2 separate regions of the Homo sapiens genome follow, and region 1 is linked to region 2. A link is an interaction called in ENCODE POLR2A ChIA-PET data of the cell type or tissue named here. Cell type or tissue: B cell. All regions are shown on one strand.

The links. ChIA-PET counts read pairs that join two places held together with the same protein. Peaks named below come from ENCODE experiments on the same cell type or tissue, not always from the same donor. Only the 100,000 strongest peaks of a DNase experiment are listed, where the experiment ranks them.
Region 1: POLR2A ChIA-PET joins it to region 2 with 5 read pairs; 5 of 35 experiments call an interaction of 5 or more read pairs at or near these places.

The regions. Positions count from the first base shown.
Region 1 is chr12:25,121,064-25,125,063 of GRCh38, forward strand. It overlaps DNAI7 (dynein axonemal intermediate chain 7), which reads right to left. Exons shown (of 16, transcript NM_018272.5): 10 at 2,148-2,223; 11 at 690-850. Among named protein-coding and RNA genes, the nearest start is that of IRAG2, 70 kb to the left of the region's middle. In B cell, no CTCF peak of the experiment used is centred here; no DNase peak of the experiment used is centred here.
Region 2 is chr12:25,058,575-25,062,574 of GRCh38, forward strand. It overlaps IRAG2 (inositol 1,4,5-triphosphate receptor associated 2), which reads left to right. Exons shown (of 22, transcript NM_001366544.2): 2 at 3,018-3,079. Among named protein-coding and RNA genes, the nearest start is that of IRAG2, 7.9 kb to the left of the region's middle. In B cell, no CTCF peak of the experiment used is centred here; a DNase peak (open chromatin) is centred at 337; H3K4me3 peaks cover 584 bases; H3K27ac peaks cover 3,703 bases.

The sequences.
Region 1 (4,000 bases), 62 kb after region 2:
TAGTGATTTCCAAACTTTAGGGTGTATTTTTCCAAAACAGATTGTTGAGCCTTACCTCCAGGGTTTCGGATTCAGTAAGTTTGAGGTGGGGCTCATTAATTTGCATTTCTAGCAAATTCCCAGATGATGCCAGAGGATGCTGATGCCTCTGCTCGAGGGAACACATATTAACAACCACTGATTTAGACTGGAGTCCATAAACTACGGTCCCTGGGAAATCCCACTCACCACCAATTTTTGTAAATAAAGTTTTATTGGAACATAGCTGTGCCCATTCGTTTATACACAGCAGTTTTAGTGCTGCAATGGCTGAGTTGAGTAGCTGCATCAGAGCTAGTAGGGACCGCGAAGGTGAAAATATTTACCATCTGGCCTGTTACAGAAAAAGTTTGCCAACCTCTGATCTAGAATATTATTATTAAGACCAAATTGGCACTAACAAAACATAATGATGTAAATTTACAATGAAGTTAACATATCTGAATTCTAGTACAAACGTCATATTATTTTAGATTCTTTTAGCATCTGATTCAAATTTTCAATACCAATACATTTAAGACAGTTTAAAATTACATTTTTTCCTTTGTGTTTAATAAGGTTAAAGCTTATTAGATGTTAGATAATATGAAATAAAGTAAAAGCGTGAGCAATTATTTTACTTATAAGTTTTGATTCAAGAATCAACCTACTTCCACAATCATCCATCCCTTCACTGGTTTACACTGTGGAGGAAGCTCCAAAATATCCAAGTGGTATACTCCACCCAGAGTTGTGAACTGGCATAAATCCACCACATTGTCTTCAAAGAAATCTGGCTTTTCAGAAGAATTCTCTACCAGCAACAACTGTGCTAAAATTAATCAGATTAACAGTTTTCAAATAGATTACAGTTTAGTATGTTCTTAGGAAAGAAATTTAAAAATTCTCATACTGGTAAAGGAAGTTTCTATTCAACCAGCTACTAAAACTTTTCAAAAAGCAGTTAACTCAAAATGATTCATAGAGCTGACCTTGGAAGTGGAAACAGGCATGAGTAATGGTGGGGTATAGGGGAGGACATAATTTTTATTTCATCTATGAAACCATACAATAAGCATGTGTTATTATTAAAATGAAAACAGGCTGGGGGCAGTGATTCATGCCCACTACTTTGCGAGGCTGAGGTGGGAGAATCGCTTGAGCCTAGGAGTTTAAAACGAGTCTGGGCAACATAGCAAGACCCCATCTCTATAAATAATTTAAAAATTAGCTAGCCTGGTGGTGCATGCCTGTGGTCCCAGCTACTCAGCAGGCTGAGGTAGGAGAATTACTGGAGCCTGGGCAGTTGAGGCTGCAGTGAGCCATAATCTGCACCACTACTGGGCAATAGAGCAAGATCTCATCTCAAAAAAAAAAAAAAAAAAAAGAAGGAGAAGAAGAAGAAGAAAGAAAAAGTGAAGTTTAAGGCCTGTTATGAAAAAATATGCTAAGAAATATATAGAAAATAGATTCCTAGAAGTTATGGGGAAAGAAGCATAAAGTTAACAGAAAAGATGTATATAAATCTCAAACTAAAAGATTGACAAATTAGACATCGCTATTGCCTTGACACTTCTAAACTATATCCAACTGCTATTTGCCAGGACAAGACTGAATGCAAACACTTGTTAATACCCAGAAGTGTTGCGAGATTTTCAGTTGTGTATGTGTACTTGTGAAAGTTCATTACAATATTGTAGTAATACAAAATTAGAAACAACCTGCCTATCAATAGGGATTTAAAAAGTGTTCCATTATTGGATGGAATTATACAACTACTTCAAAAAGTGAGGTTACCAATGTATTCTTAGAATAATGTTGAATATTCATTTACATGAAATATATATTGTGTTCTATGTATGTAACACGTTGTTAGGTGGGAAAAAAGTAATTCTCAACAAAAACATTTGTATAATATAATCCCATGGTTTTATTAGAAATTAAGAGAGACAGGGATAAATTGAGCAAAGAAATCTGTTAACACTGGTATCTCAGAAAAGGGACTATGAAGAATTTTCACTTTAAATATATTTTTGCAATGTCTGAATTTTTTTAACAATGATCCTGTATTTCTTCTGTAAGAAGAAAATCTCAATAAAGTTAAATTCTTAAAATGTAATTTAGAATACCTGCTGAAACAGTTTCACTTAATACTTTCATCTCTCGTTCACATTTTATGGCTTCAGATTCTTCCTCAGCAGAACTCTATAAAAAACCACAGACATATGGGTGTGATTGTCAGTGTCTACATAGTACAGTCATTGTCTTTGTGTTCCAGTCCTCACTTCAGATGCCTGCTACCTTAATTCTAGGCTGAAAACCCCAAACTGATACTTGCTCTACCATAAAACTGGACTCAAAAGCAATATTTTAACAAGCAATTAAAATATCTACAAAACTTCACAAGGGCAAGAGGTTACCCTGCTCAGATTCTCTGCTGAAAATCCTCAAGTGTAAAAGATGGAGATTAGGAAGCAATGCAAGCTATAAAAAATATTATTTATATTTGCATTTTGGTTTATCCAGGAGGTAGATTTTGCTTAAATTTGATAATCAGCTCTGGTAGAGTCATCCCAAAGCCTGCTTTTGGGTAAGTCTCTCAAGGAAATTAAAGATGTTGCAGCTCAAGTAATGTAGAAGATAGTATCCCATTGTACTCTAGTGCAGTAAAAATAATCTAGACTTTATGTCTAAATCTGCCACTAACTTACCTTTCTGACCTTGAGCAAGTCATTTAACTATTATGAGCCTCAAATTCCTGATGTAACAATAACACATTTGGTATTTAACTGTGTATCAGACATATAACACATCTTGCAAACAATCCGAAGAAATAAGGAAACTGAAGCTGAGGGAGATAACTGTTTTAAGGGTCAAATAAGATAATGGAAATAAAAGAACTTTGGGTAATGTAAAGCACTAGATAAATGCAGTGTTGCTAGTATAAAAATTGTGTGTGTGTGTGTGTGTGTGTGTGTGTGCTAATACTTGCAAATTGAATGACATCCAGCAAACTTCACTTGACTTCAGGTAGCACCTGTACTTCTGCAGCAATAGAATAACCTTATACCAGAGTTCTAGTCAGAAATTTAAAGCTAGTTATTCCCATGACTCTTACCCATCATACACAGACAAGTCCCCCTTAGTAGACTAGCCTTTCCCATCTCTCATCACCATATTGCCCTATGTGTCTTCCCCCTGACCAGCTTTAACACTATTACATTCTCTGCAAACCCTTTCCATCATGCCTCTGAACCTTCTCCCTTATTTATTCATTCAAAAAAAAAATTACAGAGCTCCTAAATAGTAGTGGCATTGCTAGACACTGGCAATAAAAAACAAGGTCCCTGACATAAGGAACTTCCAGACTATTAGGGAAGCAAGTAAACAAATGGGTATATTTTTGTAAGTGTTGTAGTATAAAGTAAAGGAGCCACAATAGGAGTACAAGGAAGAGGAGTTAATTCTGTGGGAAAATGTGTGGGTGAAGACAGGCAACACCTCTCTTACCTAAAGGTAGTAAGTTTGAACTAAATTTTTTTTTAACTTTTATTTTAGGTTTGAGGGTGCATGTGAAGGCTTGTTGTACAGGCAAACTCAGGTCACAGGGGTTTGTTGTACAGATTATCTCATCACCTAGGTATGAAGCCTAGTACCCAATAGTTATTTTTCTGCTCCTTGCTCTCCTCCCACCCTCTACTCCTAAGTAGGCCCCAGTGTCTGCCATTCTCTTCTTTGTGTTCATCAGTTCTCATCATTTAGCTCCCACTTACAAGTGAGAATATGTAGCATTTGGTTTTATGTTCCTGCATTAGTTTGCTAAGGATAATAGCCTTCAGCTCCACCCACGTTCCTGCAAAAGACACGATCTCATTCTTTCTTATGGCTGCATAGTATTCCATGGTGGGTATGTACATTTTCTTTATCCAATCTGTCACTGATGGGCATTTAGGTTGATTCCATGTCTCTGCTATTGTGAAGA
Region 2 (4,000 bases):
CAAGCCCCGTACTCTATAAATGTCATCCATCATTGATAGCTAACATGATAACGGCTCTAATAATGTTATAATTTTCATTTTCAACAGGCAATTAATTGTGGGGCCTTTGCCTGAGACCTCATTGCTTAGTCATTTAGAAAGTTGCTTTATCTCAACTTTCTTCAGAGGCAATGTATCCAAGACACCTGGTCCCATCCTACATGGCAGATGGCAACAGCAGGGGATACAGTAGCCATTGTTTTACTTCCTTCTATATGAAGCATATATTTGTTCTAGAGGCATTACAGGTCCAACTCCAAACATGTAAAGCAGAATGCAAAGGTGAATGCAAATTGTGGTCATAAGCCAACTTGTTTTGCCATGTGGAAAATATGGAAATAGTTGCTATGCATTGCACAAAACATCTGTTGAAATAAGGCTTTCAATTTGAATGCTTCAAGATAGACTGTTTCTAAAACCCAAGATTGCCTGGTGAGCAAGCAGATGGGCAATTTAGACAATCTTATACTAGCTCATCATCGCTTCTGAAACACGGCTTCATTGGCAATTGTAAGATAGTATTCTGAATTTGTATTTTGGAGATACACGACCTTCAGAAACACACGATGGCCACTTCTTATTGCTTTGGTTGCTATTGTTTAGATGTAGATCAGAAGGAGCACAGGGCCTTCCTTCTTAATACAGTTAAGACAGAATTTTTTAAAAATTTCATCTTTACCAGGGTCCTAAGTATTAATAAGAAATAAATTTTAAATTACTTTTGTAGGTTAGAAATACTTATTTTTTTTTCCCCTGAGACAGAGTCTTGCTCTGTCACCCAGAGCTGGAGTGCAATGGCTTGATCTCGGCTCACTGCAACCTCCGCCTCCCGGGTTCAAGCAATTCTCCTGCCTCAGCCTCCTGAGTAGGTGGGACTACAGGTGTGTGCTACCATGCCTGGCTAATTTTTTTGTATTTTTAGTAGAGACAAGGTTTCACCATGTTGTTCAGGCTGGTCTCGAACTCCCGACCTCAGGTGACCCATCTGCCTCGGTCTCCCAAAATGCTGGGATTACAGGCATGAGCCACCGCACCCAGCCTAGAAATACTCTTTTAAAAATATGCTTTTCTTCCTATGTGAGGGAGATGTTTGAAAAACAAACATCTGTTTTGCTCCTAGTGGGCCTAGTAACACTATGTCAAGCTTGATTGAGAAGTAAGTTATTTTTACCAAAAAAAAGTCCTATAAAATAAAAAATTTACATAGGTAATTTTCTACATAATTGAAGCTTTTAGAGCCTTTTTCCTGAAAAAAATTAAAAATTAGATTATGTACTTCTTTTCATTAGCATTATGCTCATGACTCAGAATTTCTCCAGGCTATTAAGATATAAAACTGTTGGTTTATAAAATAAGAAGCACCAGATTTCTATGTATTTTGGATGCCAGAGTATCTGCTGTTAATAATTTTCCTGGCTGTTAGTGATTTTAAAAAAAAGTGGTAGCTATTAATATGCTTCCATCTAGCAGAGCTCCTTATATCCTTGTTTAAGTTTTGCTTTTAATCTTCTTTGGGCTGAGAAGGCAGTCAAACTGGTGAAAATTATGTATATACCCAGAGCCCACTGCTTGAGTTGAAGTGTGAGGTTTGCCACGTGAATAAAGGGCATAAATATCAGTATCTATTCTAGTTGTTCAAAAGATTTGGGTTTATTTTCTGGTTTTGGCTATGTTTCAGAGAGTAGGATTTGTCAAATAAATAATATGTTATTATGTACATCAAAGAGCTAGTTAAATATTAGGTACTTTTCCCCCATTTCCATTATTCCAGGCATAAGACCTTTAGAGATTTTACTTAAGCAGAAAAACAAATATTTTTAGTTTCACAGAATGATACCCTGAGTTAAGCTCTGTTCCATGAGTCTAATCTCAGCTCCATGATTTACCAGTTACCTTTTCAATCGTCTGCACATCAGTGTTCTCATGATCTGAGATCTACTTGTAGGATTCTGGGATCCTAGGGCTGTAATTTGAGGGCTCAAGCAGAGGCTTATTGGAGATAGGATTTCTTTATCAGTAGGAGGTCAGACTGAATGACCTCTAAAATGTATTTTCTTTTTTTTTTTTTTTTTTTTTTGAGAGGGAGTCTCGCCCTGGAGTGCAGTGGCATGATCTTGGCTCACTGCAACCTTCACCTCCCAGGTTCAAGTGATTCTCCTGCCTCAGCCTCCCAAGTAGCTAGGATTACAGGCATGCGCCACCACACCCAGCTAATTTTTGTATTTTTTTTTTTTAGTAGAGATGGGGTTTTGTCCTGTTGGCCAGGCTAGTCCCAAAGTACTGGCCTAAAATGATCCACCCACCTTGGTCTCTCAAAGAGCTGAAATTAGAGGTGTGAGCCACTGCACCAGGCCTAAGATGTATTCTTAGCTTAAGATTAGACAATTCTGTGACTCACTTCTAGAAGACAATTCACATGTATCTATCAAAGTAAAATTTAAATACCCAAGGGAGATAATGGCTTATCTGTTCTAGCCTGGTTTTCCATTTTTCCCGAGTCATAAGTTGAGAGTGCCATTCTCAGAAATCATTATTTTCCCTTTCCTTTTCTTGAGGCCCCAAATTTAAAGCCATTAAAAGTTTTTGAAGCAATGAAATGAATTAAAGGAGACAAGGTTAAATATGCTCATACTGGGCATAGTGGCTCATGCCTGTAATCCCAGCACTGTGGGAGGCCGGGGTGGGTGGATCACCTGAACTCAGGAGTTTGAGACCAGTCTAGACAACATGGTGAAACCCATCTCTACAAAAAATACCAAAACTAGCTGAGTGTGGGTGGCATGTGCCTGTAATTCCAGCTACTTGGGAGGTTGAAACAGGAGGATGGCTTCAGCCCAGGAGGCAGAGTTTGCAGTGAGGTGAGATCATGCCACTGCACTCCAATCTGGGCAATAGAACCAAATCCTGTCTTGAAATAAATTCATTAATTAATTAAATTAAAATGGTCATATTGAGCTGGTTATAAATTCTCTTTGTAGCAACAATTGAGTCACTTCAAAAGGAGTTCATTGAAGGGGAACACCATGGCTTGCTGTTTCAGGTAAAATATCTCTGATATGTGTTCAGTTACTGTGGAGGAAGTTGTTCAATTCATGTAAGGTTTTGAAGCTAATTTATAACAGACAATGACTTTAATCATTAAATTAAATAACCAGTTTAGAAGAAAATGTTTTGGTGGACTTTGTTCTCTTCTGCACTTAAAGTATTTAGCAAAATAAGAAAGGAGATCTTACATTAGTGAGTGGCTACTGATAATATCTTCTAGAGAGGAAGCATTTCAGAATTTTCTTTGCCCCACCACTATATCTATTAGCGAACAGCCAGTTTTTCAGTCTTGGGGACCTCCTTTCTGATAGTAAGGGCATATCATTCAATTTATAATATGCTGAAATTTTGAGTATTCTTGAATAGGCTTTGATGGTTACTGTCTCTTTTTTCTTTCTCATATTTGAATTAAACTTTCTATTTCTTTCTGTATGGGTCATCTCAAGATATCCCTGGTAAAGTGTATTTCCTTCCCTTGTGATACTTGGTGAATCTCCTTTTTGTTCAGAAATGAAGAACATAAGGGAACAGCAAGGCAGCAAGGTTGGCACTGGAGGAAGATGATGGAGGAGGAAAGAAAGAAGGGTGATATTTGCATGTATCTGTTTCTAGGGCATCATGCAGACACATCTGTTAAAGCAGGAAAAAAAAAACCATGTGGAAGATTAAGCTAGGCAGAGTGCCTGAAAAGCCCTCTGCAATAAGTTGAGCTGGAAAAACCTCCATATCTAAAGATGCTTTAATCATCTCAAGAACACCAACAACATTTTCTATTATAATATAACTATGATAGATGTGAATCTACCTCTTGGATTAAGGCAATAATTTTATAGCTATCAAATTTTCACAGACACCATTTTCACTACTCTGAGTTGCATCTCTAACAAGCTTCTTTAGCCTCTGCCTACAGATTTCA